Regions from separate parts of the Mus musculus genome. Here region 2 is linked to region 1. Evidence: chromatin loops called from intact Hi-C (ENCODE). Cell type or tissue: heart. All regions are shown on one strand.

The links. Hi-C counts contacts between places; a loop is a spot of excess contacts. Peaks named below come from ENCODE experiments on the same cell type or tissue, not always from the same donor. Only the 100,000 strongest peaks of a DNase experiment are listed, where the experiment ranks them.
Region 2: it touches region 1 in a loop (1.9-fold over the local background); 3 of 42 quality-filtered maps call a loop at or near these places.

What each region holds. Positions count from the first base shown.
Region 1 is chr2:69,202,352-69,210,351 of GRCm38, reverse strand. Spc25 (SPC25, NDC80 kinetochore complex component, homolog (S. cerevisiae)) reads left to right here and starts at 4,139. Exons shown (of 7, transcript NM_001199124.2): 1 at 4,139-4,288; 2 at 5,174-5,326; 3 at 5,431-5,496; 4 at 7,634-7,780. The coding sequence starts at 5,188. In heart, no CTCF peak of the experiment used is centred here; a DNase peak (open chromatin) is centred at 4,101; H3K4me3 peaks cover 2,162 bases; H3K27ac peaks cover 1,439 bases.
Region 2 is chr2:69,136,033-69,144,032 of GRCm38, reverse strand. The region is part of intron 1 of Nostrin (nitric oxide synthase trafficker); the gene reads right to left. Among named protein-coding and RNA genes, the nearest start is that of Nostrin, 4.2 kb to the right of the region's middle. In heart, a CTCF peak has its summit at 4,260 (motif pointing left); a DNase peak (open chromatin) is centred at 6,432; H3K4me3 peaks cover 77 bases.

The DNA of each region.
Region 1 (8,000 bases):
CCATGACTACTGACCATGCTTCTCTTGTGGGGGCTGTGGGAGGTGGTACCTTAGGCAGGGGCCGGAGTTCCAAGAGCATGAGGGAAAGCCTACTGTGTCATGTAGGTGAATTATGACCATCGGGGTTCAGACCTCAGCTCGACTGGATACCAGCCTGCAATTCCCCACAAAATCCTACTTGGGTTGAAATGAATGGCATATAAACATAGCTATAAAGATGATGATAGTATTTGTAGGTGGTGACAGAAGAGACTCAGAAAGCTATTTTCTGTGATGAGAGGCAGGGTGGGGGCTGGGTAGCATATTTTCTCTACCCAGTGTTTCAGATATTAAAAAGAATTGACAAACCATAGCATTTTTTTTCTTATACCTTAATTGAAGAGGAGTCATGACAAAAAGCCAGTGGTCATGGCTAGGAGTTATAGACTACACACACAATGTCAAGCACTCTGGATGCTGAGTCAGGGGGGTCACAAGTTCAAGGTCAGCCTGAGCAATGTGGCACAAGGCAGGAAGGGGTTGGGGATATGGTGCAGAGAGCTTGCTCGGAATGTGCCAGGTTAGAGGTCCAAAACTGAGCGAAACCGTAAAGAGAGAGAATGAGAAGGTTGTAGGGAGGAAGGGAGGGAGAGAGATATCAAAGCTAGCCTGGGGTACACAGTAAGATCAAATAAGGAAACGAATCAACCTCCCAAACTCCCACCCTTTCAAAGAAAGCAACAGTCATCCTAAGGGTCACTTTATATTGCTAAAGGCAATCTCTTTCTCAGTCCAAAGTCCAGAGATGTCTAGAATCATCGCTTGGCGGCCACATTAGGACCAGGAAAAAGGTGAATAAAACAGGGCTTCAGCTAGCACCTTGCCTTGAATCTTAACTCAGTGGGCAACCCAGGGTGTCATTACTCACTCAGATGAAGAGTTAAGATGCCCAAAATATAAAATGGAAGGTAAAATGCTACCAAATATCTAAGACTAGAAGTTATTGTATAAGTATTCAAAATTAAAGACTTTTCACAGCAAACTATAAGTCTGATTTTCTGATTTTTAAAATCTTTAAAAGAATTTTTATACACACATGCCATGGGCCACCCCAGTCGGGTATGGGGGTCCCTGGAATGAGGGTCCTTGAAGCTAGGTGGGTAAGGATTTGGCGGTGACAAACAGAAACAAACACAGAGGCAGTTTGAATCTGAGTGTATTCCGCAGCTCTCAAGCAGGGGATTTTATACATTAAAAAACCAAACATTACAGCTCTTAGAAACTTTATCCAGTGAGACAATCACAGATACCAACAAAAATCATTTGGCACAGTAAAGCACAAAAATCATCCAAGCATTACAACTCTGAAACTATGTAGTCAGTGAATCACAAACAGAACAGGTAACATCATTATATAAATCATCAAAATATAACAATTCTAAAAGGATATATTCAGTGGGGGCTGTCATCCAAGGCTAGTGGCATATTTCCAGGAGCAGGTTAATAAATCTTTAATGGTCAGTGCTCTTAACTGCTCAACTAACTTTGCAGCCCCATGGCCAATTATTAACATATTGTGCCTGATTTTTTAAAATAAATCTTCAATGTATAAATTTAAACTATTTTAATTCTTTCTAATTAAAGCTTTCTTTACCATATACCAAAATCCACCTCCGATGACACATGTGTAGCCGTATGAAATTTTAATGTTGGGAAAATTTTTTATCATAATAGTTTTGTAAATGATTTAGAAAGTAAAGTGTTGGTTTCCCTGGGGATAAGGTCATGTTAGTGGCCCCACCTCTAGGGATGGTTTCTTACCCATTATTCTCGATTAAGATCTCGGTCTAGGCCACCAGGAACATGTAAATAATAAAAGGAATAAGAGAAAACAAAACAGATAGATTACCATGAGAACTATGGCTCAATATTTTTTCTCTGGCGAAGAGTTCTACAACCGGTTCCAGGAGGCCTCCCCCTTTGGAGATCAAACACCTCAGTCTGTGGAACTTGTCACACAGATGCTACTGGAGGTGATGTGGCACACACACATATATACATATACATATATGTTTTTTATTATGTTTGGTCAGTCTGATGAGATACTTCAGTGGTTAAGAACACTGACTGCGGGCTGGTGAGATGGCTCAGTGTGTAAGAGCACCCGACTGCTCTTCCGAAGGTTCAAAGTTCAAATCCCAGCAACCACATGGTGGCTCACAACCATCCGGAATGAAATCTGACTCCCTCTTCTGGAGTGTCTGAAGACAGCTACAGTGTACTTACATATAATAAATAAATAAATCTTTAAAAAATATTAAAAAAAAAAGAACACTGACTGCACTTCCAAGGACCTGGGTTCCATTCCTAGCACCTACATGGTGGCTCACAACCATTCATAACTCCAGTTCCAGGGGACCTGATGCCCTCTTCTGACTGCCAAGGACTCTAGGTACTCACATTGGCACACAGGCAAAACACCTGTACACATAAAGTAAATAAATAAGTAAAAATTGTGTTTGTCCGGGAGCCATACATACATGTGAGTGTGGGTGCCCATGGAGACACTTGGGTGCTGGGAACCCAACCCAGATCGTCTGCAGAGTGGTATGCACTTTTCTGCCTCCTATATGGCCAAATTTGTTAATAATGGCCCCAGGCGAGACACTGAGCATCAGGTATACTGTGATGTGCTGAATGATGATGACAAGGTCAAGGTCAAGGATGGTAACTTGTCCAGACTTCATAGTCTTGATTTTCAGTTCTTTTTTTGTTTTGTTTTGTTTTTTTTGGGGGGGGGGGTTTGAGACAGGGTTTCTCTGTGTAGCCCTGGCTGTCCTGGAACTCACTCTGTAGACCAGGCTGGCCTCAAACCCAGAAATCCATCTGCCTCTGCCTCCTGAGTGCTGGGATTAAAGGCGTGCACCACTTGGGGATAAAATAGCCATAATCTGGTAGCTTAATCTTATAGTTGGCATTTGGATGCTTAAAGGGAATCAAAGAAATATTAGTATGGTCTACAAGCAAAGGGTTATTTTCAGAAACAATTATCATAATCAAAGATGAAAATAACAATAATTTTTTTTTAATATTGACCATCTCAAGTTCCTTGTTTTCTCTTTCTTTTCTTTTTTCTTTCTTTTTTTTTTTTTTTTTTTTTTTTTTTGGTTTTTCAAGACAGGGTTTCTCTGTGTAGCCCTGGCTGTCCTGGAACTCACTCTGTAGACCTGGCTGGCCTCGAACTCAGAAATCCGCCTGCCTCTGCCTTCCAAGGGCTGGGATTAAACGCGTGTGCCACCACACTTCAAGTTCCTTTTCTTTAAAGGGCATATTCTCAATTCCCTATCTTTCTCAGTTTTACAAAGAAAGATGTAGTTAGCAAGTCTGTTTCATCTGTGAAGTTGTCTTCTAACAAATCTTAGCTTAAAATCTTTACTATTTTTTAAAATTATGTGTATTTTTAATTATATGTTTAATAACTTGGTGGCTTCCATCTGTCTCTCTTCAGGGAGCACCGGTTACTTTAGTATACAGTGTTCTGATCCCATTCAGTTTGAAGTTCTGCGAGATCCAGGAGCTTGTTTTTGCCAGTAGGTCTTAAAATCAACAGCTGAAGGACTGGCGACATGGCTCAAAGTTGCAGGGCGTCTGCTCCTCAGGCAGAGGAGAGGAGTTTGATTATCAGTGGCTCACAACTGTTCCAGGGGATCCGATGCCCCCTTCTGTAAACACGTTCAAACATAAAAATTAAATAAGTAAAATACTCACGATAAATCAATGTTAGAAAAGCTTGGGAAATTCAAACATTAAGTTTGGGTAAATAGTTTGGTAACTTTCAGGATGTTTCAGCCTAATCAATCATAACTGGAGTCTGTTCAAGAGGATTTTCCGTCATTTCCAAAATAAAACGAGTGCAAGGAAGAAGGAAGTATATGTCATAAAAGAAAGCAGTTAAATTTCAATTTTTACATTTTTTTCTTCATTCTGGGGCAAGCCCTTCTACTTCACTATAGACCGCGTCCCAAGCTGTCTCAGCAAAGAACTACGAATCCCAGAATGCTCTGCTCCATAGTTGTCCGCGAGAATTCCGCAGGCCGATATCAACCAATCCTTGCACGGAGAGTCTGCCCTGTCAGCCAATCAGAAGACGGAGTTGAAGGGCGGGTAAGCAGGCGGTGGAGAGTTTGAAATTGAAAGACTGCGCGCTGGAGGAGCAGCAGACCCGGGAGCAGCAGACGGAAGAGCGGCGGGCTGGTTCCTGCCGGACAGGTCCAGTCTGGTGGAGACCGCGGCGTTCCTGGCCGCTCAGGTCGGGAGCCGTTTGAAGGGTTGTGGGGCTTCGCCGACCGCACGCCCGGGCTGAGGGAAGCCGGCCTGGGCATGTCGGCGTGGGTCCGCAGAGCCTGGAATGCGGGCGTCCGCTGTTAGCCGCGGAGTTCGGGTCCTGGCGCTGCTCGGTCCCGATCACACTCCCCTCTTCCGCCCTGCAGGGGGAGGAGTGGACGGAGCAGTCGGCCAGGGGTCTGATGCAGAAAACCTGCAGGTCTGTCTGTCCCCCAACCTCTTCGAGTCTCGGTCTCGTTGCCTGCGAGCAGGTCCTTTAGGAGAAGCGGAGTGACACCGGGGTCCTGTTAAAACATGACTTGAAAGCTTCGTGCAACCTTGTTTTGGTCATATTCTTTCCTCTCCTCCACCTCCCTTCATGCCTTCAGAACAGATTGATGCACATCCACCACAGTTAAGCCCAAATTGGCTTGGATCATCCTGTTGCTAACTACCGGACTGTTAGTGGATTATTTTTATCTTATTTTACATTTTATTAGGTTCTGGCCCAATGTTGACCAGGCTATCTTTGAACTCAAATACCTTCCTCTGCCTCTCTGCCTCTCTGCCTCCGATGTGCTGGGACAGTGCTGGGACAAAAGGCGAAAAAAGGCGTTTAGTTCACACCCTGTTGTGTTTATTTAGAAAAGGTCTCTTGTATATCAGACTGGTCCTGACGTTGGCTGACCTTTACCTCAGATTCTCCTGCCCCCAGCTGGAAATGTTGGAATTAAAGTCTGCCTTTATGCTAGCTGAGTTGCTCAATTATTAACCATTCTGTAGCAAAGTCAACCTGCAGACATAAACTCGAAAATGTGGCTTATTTGGTGTCGATAGCAACTAAAATACAGCTTTGTGCTCTGTTTTGCAGTGTCTTAAAACATAATGGGTGAAGACGAATTGGCACTCTTAAATCAAAGCATCAATGAATTTGGGGATAAGTTCAGAAACAGACTCGATGATAATCATAGTCAAGTGCTGGGACTTAGAGACGCCTTCAAGGACTCCATGAAAGCGTTTTCAGGTACTGCCAGCCCTTAACTCCTAACTTGTGGATTTTGCTGACCTTATTTATTTTTTACTGTTATTTCAGCGGGATTCAAATATCTCTTGTAATTTGTCTTTCAGAAAAGATGTCTTTGAAATTAAAGGAAGAAGAGAGGATGACTGAGATGATTCTGGAGTATAAAAACCGTATGTGAATCGTGTGTAGATTAGCTTTTAGATTGAAGGTCTTTATCGTGAAATCTTAAGTAAGACAGTGTTGTGAGTGTTCGTACATTCACACACATGCATAGACAGTCATCAAAATTCTGTTTGCGGGAGCTGGAGAGCTAGCTTAGCTCAGTGGTTTAAGAGCTCTGGCTGTTCTTCCAGAGGACCCAGGTTCAATTCCTATCACCCACATGACAGCTCACAACTGCCTATAACTCCTGTTCTATGGGATCTGACACCTTCACACAGAGATACATGTTGTCAAAACACCAATGTGCATGAAATAAAAATAAATTATTTTTAAAAGATTATGTTCCTATCACCAGCTTAAAGTTGAATATCTGCATCGTCTAGAACTATGAATATTTTTTCAGTATTTTTGAATGCTATGTGAACGGCATCATTTTATATGTATCCTGTCTTTTTATTTAACTAGTATATGTGTATGCCTATGTGTAAAGGGCAGCCTTTAAAAATTTTTTTTTTGTTTTCACATTGGAAATTTCAGCCAAGGAACAGAGTTCCTCAGAACTTTGGGGTCTGGTTAATATTCTAACAATCATATTTTTACCACAATTCTTTCCCTGTCATTTCTATGGATGTCCAGATATTTCAAATCTGGGTCTGTATCTTTTATTGAATTCTCACACATAAGCTGTAAAGCTGGAGCCAATGGGTCGATTATTTTGTTTTATATATTTATTTGCTGCATATATTTATGTGTAGTTATGTATTCAGTGCTCTCGTAGGTCAGAAAGGGTATTAGATCCCCTGGAAATAGAGTTACAAATGGTTGTTAGCCTCTGTGTAGGTGCTGGGTGTAAAACCATCAGATGCTCTTAACCCCTAAGCCATATTTGTAGGTCCCTGGATTTTTTTTTTTTTTTTTTTTTTTACTTTCTTCAGGAGTTTTGTTTAAGGTGTGGTTTGGTCTTACTCCCCACCAGCTCTTCTGAGACCCACTCCCTTCCCAGGCCACACACCTTTAGCTGTCTTTTTAAAATCTTCAAGACTGTGTGCTGCCCAAATATTCTTCCGCTGGCATGTGCTCACCGTACCAGGGACTAGGTTAGTGTTTTATGTTGACCTAGGAGCTCACAAAGCATGGGCCATCTCCGACTTTCTCCGTAGCAGAGCATGACCTTAGCTTCCTGCCTCCGCCTGTTGAATGCTGGGATTCCAAGTGTGTACCATCACACTCAATTTATGGGGCACTAGAATCAAATCCAGGACTTCCCACATGGTAGGCAAGAGCTCTACCACCTGAGTAACAGTAGTATTTTATTAAGCTTTATGATAACACTTTAGAAAGATAACCCTATTTTATTTTGAGTGTGTGTGTGTATGAGAGAAAAAGAGAGACAGAGACAGAGATAGACAGGCAGACCATGGTATATGTTAGAGGTCAAAGGACAATTTACAGGAATTGGTTCCTTTCCTATCCTGTGAGGTTGAACTTAGTCATCAGGCTTAGCAGCAAGCACCTTTACCTACGGAGTCATTTTGTTGGTTCTGTCATCATATTTTTAAATAAAATTAGCTTATATGGCTGTCAGTGAGTGGAGACACAGCAATGTCTGTGTTTTAGTTTCAGAATTATGCTAACTTTGTAAGATTTGAGAACTTCATCACCATTTTTTTCTGTCTTTAATACATTCCAGAAAAGCTTACAAAGCATTAGAATTAGCTTTCTTCGTGCACTGTAAAAAGCTGTCTTGTAGATTTGGACTGTCTTCTGTGGTGGGCTTTATTTTAATGTACTTGGAACTGAAGGAGTCATAATCTTCTGATTTTCTGTTTTGTTGATTAATTTTTTTTTATTTTTAGAAGCATTTTACTGTATTTTAAAGACAACTAGTGAAGCAGATTTTCTTTAACATTACGATTTTTGAGTCATTAGAATATGTTTATTAATCATAGAGGCCAAAGAATTGTGAGTTTCAGGTCATCCTGGGTTTACATAGGTTCTGTCTTTAAAACAAAACATAAAAACAATTTCATTAATCTTCAGGAAGTTGGCAATTTTTTGCTTTTCTTAATTTTTTTTTCTTTTTGGCTTTTTTTTAACGTGTCATAGAATAGGGCATATATATTTAATGCCATGTGTTTCTTACAGAGCTCTGTAAGCAGAATAAGCTCATTCAAGAAAAGAAAGAGAATGTGTTGAAGATGATTGCTGAAGTAAAAGGCAAGGAGCAAGAGTCGGAAGAGCTGACTGCTAAAATCCAGGAGCTCAAGGAAGAGTACGCTAGGAAGAGGGAAAGTAAGTGTCTGTTTCATCTGAAGTAGCCGACTGCGTTTCAGAGCAATGGTGCTTCCTAGTGTGCATCTGGCTGGCTCCACTTTGTGGAAGTAGACTACACTTAAGGGCATAGACAGACCAGCATCTCTCTAGGTATCACTTAAGTCACACAAGTGGGCTTACTTTTCTTTTTGTGGTTATTGTTTTGCTTATAAGGTTTTGTCCAATTTTAATTACAGCC
Region 2 (8,000 bases), 66 kb after region 1:
TCAAAAGCACACTCCACAGGACACCACATTACCATTCTTAAAAAGCCCACCATTCTATGAGTGTGATAGACACACAGTACATAGTGTCAAAAAAAAAAAAGTCTGAAATTGAAAACATTTAAAAATCCAAAACTTGTTGAGTTCTGATTTCGTACCATAAACAGAAATTTCACACTTGGTTTTAAATGATGAGTCTCTGTCAAAACACACGCAAGCTAAAAATATCGTATGAGATTATCTTAATGCTCTGTATATGGAGCTGTAGGGAAACGGATGAACCCTCTCAGTGAAGATTGCCTCTTTCTCGTTTTTTTGTTTTGTTTTGTTTTGTTTTGTTTTGTTTTTTCCTCCTGGACGTAGGAACAACAGGCATTGCTATGACATAGTCTTGACACTGGATACTATGAACTGAGACCATCAATTTAAAAGAGATGAAGAGTTGGAGATGCTAGCAATATGAAAGGCAACATACAAGGCTCCAACTCTCTTTCAGACCTACTGTATGTGTGAAAGAAATAAAATGGTATTTAAATTTTGATGATATTAGTATTATTTATTATCGTGTGTGTGTGTGTGTGTGTGTGTGTGTGTGTGTGTGTGTTGTACGTTTGTGAGTCCATACTTGCATGGAGTGTTCAGATGGCATTTGGGAACTCAGGCTACCATGTTTGTACAAGCATGACAAGCACCTTGGCCTTCTGAACCTTTTGGCTGGACCTACAATGTTTTTTATTTACAGACATTTTTTATTAGGGTTTCTAATTTTTAGCTTTTACATGTTTCTAACTCAGATGAAATCTTAGCTTTTTGTGAATTAGGGAACATTTTATTTTTCCCAAAATATCACAGTCACACAGAAAATAATGACACATACTACATACTCTTAAGTTATAGAGACATTAAACTTTTAATCTACTCTTTCTGGGCAATTATTTTTTAATTCTCATAATTTCTTTGGCATTTCTTAGACATTTATTCTTCCATGTAAACATTTATCTAATTATGAGGTTTTGGAGTTTTTTATTTTTTTATTTTTAACATTCCTGTCAGAATCCTATTCAAAACAGTATTATGTGTTGCGTATAAAATAGAGGAAATTGGCTTTTTAAAATGGTATTTAGATTTCCCACTCAAGAACACCGTGAAGACCTTTTCATTTGTTTAAATCTTAATTCACATCAATAAAACTTTATGAAGTTCCCTATAGGAACTGGGGCATTTAGAAATATTTTCTGGTATTAGGCTGTATATATATATATGTATATATATATATATATATATATAGGCTGTATATATATATATATATATATATAATCATTCCTCTCATCTGCTTAAGCAAAGCAGAAATAAAGGCTCAACAAGCAAACCAGGGTCCTTGGGCAAGCTGGATCTGGCTGCCCTCACATAGTGAGGTATTCTGCTCGCAAGCAGGTATAAGGCTGCGGCTGGAGCTGAGAGACTCAACAGGGTGCAGGGTTAGGAAGGGCCTGAGCTTTCAGTGTGAATGTGAGCAGAAGAGCCCCCTCCCACCAGGAGAACTGGGAATAGAAGGAACGATTGTCAAGACAAACTGCCCTACGCACAGGATGCCTTAGACTACCATCACCAGAGGACAGCCATCACACAACAGCCTTGGGGTAGGGAGAGGGGACTGTGGAGAAACCAGCAAAGACCGGAACATGGAAAGAATGTCTTCCTCGTGACTTAATCTGAATAAGTAGATCCCTGGAAGTTTTTCTGTATGCTGGGCTGTTGGGACTTTTAAACTCCCTAAGACATCTTTTATGCTGTCTGTCTCTTTGGGACAAGTTTCAGGAGACCAGACAAGGAGTTATAGAGACAAAGTTTGGAGCTGAGACAAAAGGATGGACTATCTAGAGACTGCCATATCCAGGGATCCATCCCATAATTAGCCTCCAAGTGATGACACCATTGCATACACTAGCAAGCGTTTTTTGCAAGGACCGTGATATAGCTGTCTCATGTGAGACTAGGTCGGGGCCTAGCAAACACAGAAGTGGATGCTCACAGTCAGCTATTGGATGGATCACAGGGCCCCCAATTGAGGAGCTAGAGAAAATACCCAAGGAGCTAAAGGGATCTGCAACCCTATAGGTGGAACAACATTATGAACTAACCAGTACCCCGGAGCTCTTGACTCTAGCTGCATATGTATCAAAAGATGGCCTAGTCGGCCATCACTGGAAAGAGAGGCCCATTGGACACGCAAACTTTATATGCCCCAGTACAGGGGAACGCCAGGGCCAAAAAGTGGGAATGAGTTGGGGGGAGGGTATGGGGGACTTTTGGGATAGCATTGGAAATGTAATTGAGGAAAATACGTAATAAAAAAATATTTTATATATAAAAAAAGAACTCAGTTGTCTTCAGTTTCATTGGTGAAGCTGTGGTAAAGCAGGTATCTGTTAACTTATTTCTAAGAAAAAAAATTTTTCCTTAGATTTATTTATTGTATTATTTTAAAAGTATGAGAGTTTTGCCTGTAAGAATATCTATGTACCACGTGCATGCCTGGTGACTGTAGAGGCAGAGTAGGGTGTTGAATCTCCTGGAACTGGAGTTACAGACAGTTGTGAGTCACTATGAAGGTGACTGGGACCTAAGCCAGGTCCTCTGGAATTGCAGCTGTGTTCTTTATCTCTATGAGCTATACCTCCCCCCAGCCCCTACCTCATCTGTTAAAGAAAGGGGCTTCTCTAGTAAAACACAGTGTGTGGTTTCTTTGACCCTTGAACTGGCAGCGGTAGGATGTAGGAGGTGAGCCCTTGTCATTTAATAGATAAACACACCCTATTTCTTTCATAGAAAGTCTTCATATTGGAATAAGATGTTAAATGGGCAAAGTTGTTCCAGAAAGAGAAATGGCCAGTGGCTCTGCCTACTCAGCCACTCTGGTCAGGTCATAGGTTGGCAGGATCCATGCGTCAAGCGAGCCACTTCCTGAGCTCCACGGAGTGCAGGCAATGCACCTTATTGTTCATTGTAAGTTAATGATCAGATAAAGAGTATTCTGTTTATAACAGCATGGGGTAGAATCTTTATCTTTGTCCTCAGGTCCACTGGCCTGGAAACTCCCCAGCATCCCTGATCCAGACTGAGATTAAAGGAACATCTATAAATAAAAGAGATACTAAGACTATTTCTACATATGCAGCTCAATTCATTGTTTAGAATCAGTGCTCCCGGGCCTTTTATCATTTATCATTTACTCAAACTTGGACACACACAAAAAATTTAAAAGTAGATTTACTAAATGTTAAAGCAGATCCTGTGACTACTATCTTGTCCTCTGTGTGTGTGTGTGTGTGTGTGTGTATGTGTGTGTGTGTCTGTGTGCGTGCATGCGTATATCCGTGTATGTGTATATCTATGTGTGTGTATGAGTGTGACTGTATATGAATGTGTGTGTGTGTGGCAGAGAGAATGAGAGAGAGAGAGAGAGAGAGATTGAACAGAGCAGATCAAGCTGTATCTGCTCTGAGGCAGTGACATTTTTCTACCATGGTTTTGGCTTCTCTGCTCCTGTCTCACTTCCCTTTTCCACACACTCCCAGTCATCAGAGGGGACTTTGAACGGATTCTGTGGGACACAGTATGAAAAGCCCTGAAGCCTGATCCCTTACTTAAGAGTTAAGGCTCAAAGAGCTAAATATGACCTCATTAGATTATGGACAGATTAGAAATGTCAGGTAATTAAATCAACTAGATAATCCAGTAGAGCCAAATGTTTCCATGTAGCTAATCAATATAACCAAACTAAGCACACTCAGACAGCTGATCCCGTTATAAGTGATACCGATGGCTTCCTGATATCATCGAGAAGCAAAAAAAAAAAAAATTCATCTGGTGAAAGTCACGTGGGAAGTAAATTTGGGATGTCGGTTCCTGCTCATTGAGACCTCAGATCTCTCAGCCCTACAACCTATGCACCCCGGGAAAGAGCTTAATGCTAATTTTAGATCTCCATATGAATTTACTTGAAGGTGCACTTTCTCCCCTGGGCCATTAATTACTAAGATAACATATCATGGGTTTCTTTGTAAATGCCCTTTATAAATAGTTTGTCAGTAGCCAGGATGTTTAGGACATTTCTGAGACCTTAAAATTTTCCTTCATGTGGGGCTGGAGAGATGGCTCAGCGGTTAAGAGCACTGGCTGTTCTTTCAGAGGTCCCGAGTTCAATTCTCAGTAACCACCTGGTGGCTCACAACCATCTGTAATGGGGTCTGGTGCCCTCTTCTGGTGCTGTCTGAAGACAGTGACAGTGTGCTCACATATAGAAAATAAATAAGTCATTTGAAACTTTTTTCCTTCATGTTTATAAGTGTTCTACACAGGCCTGTCCCGTTCAGCACTAGGGAAACATTTCTGATGTGCACTGTAAGCAAATTCTGTTTAAGCATTGCTATTACAAAGCAAACAAGTAAACAACTCAGCAACAATGAAGCAAAGTTTAGTAATCAGCCTATGGGGCGGCTAGACAGAGGAACTGTCACACTATAAAACACTGCTGCTCAACTTTGCCCAGTTGCTCTTCTTGACTACACAGTTGGAATGCTTAAAAAGATCGAATTTAATTGTTCTAGAAAGAAATGTTACTCTGGATGCTCCCATGGATTTTTCTAAAAGCATATAACATTGACAATCACAGAGTTCTACAAGCTGAATAAGCCTCTTCTTGGCCCCCTTTCTATGTCACGCCTGTGCTACTGATTCGTGTGAATTCTCATTCACTGAGGGTGATATTTCTAAGCACTACCCCTCAAATTAAGGGGTTACCTATGTTTATTAGAGATCTGTTAGATATTTGAAGCTTTGTGATAGGATTGCTTAATTTATAAGGAACAGAATACTAGGAAACAGTACAATCAACTGTCTCCTCCTCTTATTTTACAACTGATAAAGCAGAAGCCTAAGAAATGTAGGAAGGCATCTTACACACCTCACTGGCACACACTGAAGATACTATGTATAACACAGTATCCATGCCAGACTCCACCTGCCCCTCCCTTCTCTCAGTACAGCTGAGGCTCTCAGGAGTCATGGACCACAGCAACGATGCCTTTGGCATCAGTGCCAGGCAACAGCTGGTGACCCAGGCTGAACCAGCAAGTAGCTTGTAACTTTCTCTCGACTTGGCACGTACGTTTTTCTTTCATAGGAAGAAAGTAGTACTTTTTTATTTTTTTTTAAACATAATTGAGTCATTTCCTCTGGGAAGAATTTGATGCTATCCACATCCTTGAACATGGAGTTGAGGAAGATTTCTCGTGGTATATTTTTAGGTGTCAATGATAAGCTCGCAGGCATCGAGGCTTGAAGCCAATTCTTTTTCTTCCCAAAACTAGAATTTGAAAAAAAAAAAAAAAGAAAGAAAGAAAAAAAAAGGAAACCTTAAAGAAACAAGCTCCAGCATCCTCGCCATTATTTAAGAGCCCCACACAATGTCTATCACTCTTTAGCTTACTTCAGTGACAATCGTTTGAAGGTAGACGTTGGCCTGACCCCTGAAGGTTGAAGTGCTGAGGAAGCAGCTCAGACTCTCGCAGGAGCATGACCCTAAAGATAGCTTTAAATTTCTTGTACCAGGCCTGCTTTCATCGAATGGTAAAATATATTTCACTATTTTTTTAAATGTGTAAAACAAAATACCACATTATTATAAAGAGAATGAGCTACATATATATGCATATTTTCAAAAATATTTTTCGAGCTTTTGATATTAGACTGAATGTTTGTATTAATATGCTAAATAGCAAACCTTAAGAATTACCAAAATATGTAAATAAGGCTGAGAATAAACAATACTCTGAAACATCTATAACAACACTGTTATAAAACAAAATCTGTGTTCTTCAGTGTTTGTACAGTCTTAGACACTGTTACTGGTACTGAACCCTCGTTCTTGAAGAAAATCCTACATTTGGATTAAAAATAAGTATAAATATAGATCCCCACCCCATTTTTTATTTGAGCTTGCTCTTGACCCACTGATATTGGTACACAAATCCATTGGTGGGGACCAAGTTAGGATTTATAGCTTAATGAAGATGCTTAATCATATTCGATGCCAAGCTAGGGTCAGATGTGATAGGAAACTTGGCAGACAGTGGAAGCTTTGGGTTCTCTTTAAAAAGTATTAAGTGAAAAACAAGTGATAAGTGGTTTCCGAAGCATCGGTCTGAAATCCACGTCTCATCCCCCACCCTTGCCCCTTTTTTCAGCATGTTCCTAAATTGTAGAGCATTGTTTTCCAAGTACAAGCTGGGATTGTACCAGGAAGTCAACGCGAACACTTAATAAAGATGAAACAATTGCAAATAAATAAGTATTCTGTGGCTTTAGAGAGTTTAGAAGTCCAGGCCGAAGGGATATCCGCCTCCTCCTGACTCCCGGATACTTTTGGTGGCGATGGGCCCAGAGACATGACCCCTAGTCATGGACAAAGACAAACACCCTTGGGGTAGTACTCAAAATAGGGTATAGCATCATCTAGCACCACAGAAGTAGAGCTTTGAACTGCCATGGAGGTAGGGGAGACTGTCTTGGGAGATGTCTGAAAGAAAACATTTGTCCCTAGTCCTGACCTGAAGTAAGCTGTGCTGTCTACCTACACACACACACACACACACACACACACACACACACAATGATATGATAGACTTTTAACTCCCCTTTTTCTTTCTTTTCTCTTTTAAAAACCTAGTTGGTCCTGCCTCCTGTCTCCCTCTCTTTTGTCTATTGTACTATCTCGGCATTGACTTTCTCTTTAAATACTTGCCAGTACCAAGTGTTTGCCTCAACTTATCTGGGTGTCACCTGAACCAGGGAAAACATCACCAGAATCCATGTGAGACAGGCGAGGATTTAAAAGTGTAGTAGGGTGCAAATACAAAGAGAAAAGAACAAATTTCTCTAAAAGGTTACCCATAACCACCCAATGCCGAGTAGATTGAGGCTGTGTGCCAAAGTAAGGGGTGAGGTGGGGGTTCACTCAATATTGTCATTCAAGTGTGGTGTTGGAATCTGTGTATTCATTAAGCATATCTTTTTAATGCTTAATGGAACTGGTGCTACGCTATCTTCTTAATCTCTTAGATGTTTGCCTCACTTCAGCCTCAGGATTCTTGAACTAGGTTTGTCCAATAGCAGTTGGAATTCCACCTCTCCTAAGCCCATGGTTTCCTTGCCCTTTGAATAAACAACAAGGAAAGCTGCATCCTCTGCTGATCATGGCTTCCTCACAGATTTCTCCTATTTGCTTTTCCACAGGCTGGTTGGTTGGTTTGTTTCTTTCAATAAAATATATGAACCATGGCTACAATTCCTGGCTTCTGAGGTCACCAAGTTTTTCGCTTTACAGCTTGGGTAAGACATTGAAAATCCTTGATTACTTTGGTTTCGGAACAAATTTCCCTTCCCTTTATTTCCTTTGCATCTTGTCTCCTAGGTCAAATCTCTGCCACTAATAATACATTAGTGACTGTGCTGTGTGTCTTTGGACTTTTGATCAATATTGTATTGGGAGGGGGGCAGGGAAGATCCCAGGACCAGAGCAAGCAGGCTGGCGAACCAGCTACCAGGCTGACACAATGGGAGTCTGTTCTGTGTCCTGAGGGCTTTTGGGATCACAACTCTCAAGCTGTTTGATTAAAAAGCAGGAATGGGTTGAAGGGTGTGGAGGGGAGGCAAATCCTTCCCTGACTCAATCTCTGAGCCCAAATGCATTGCAGACGGTCTGTGAGCTTCCCTGTCTACTCTACACACGATGTTGACTATGTTGGCACCTCATCAAGCAAGCTTTAATATTGCTTCTCAAACAGCCCCGTCTGGATCCAAGTAGGATGCTATAGACTCACCCAAATCTTTCCCCATCAATTTGAGAACTAAAGACGGCTATGACTGTCACATTTTCAAGAGGGCTCTATTTTAAGCTTAACCAAAGAAAAACCGCAGACTTCTGTTCCACAGCCAAAATC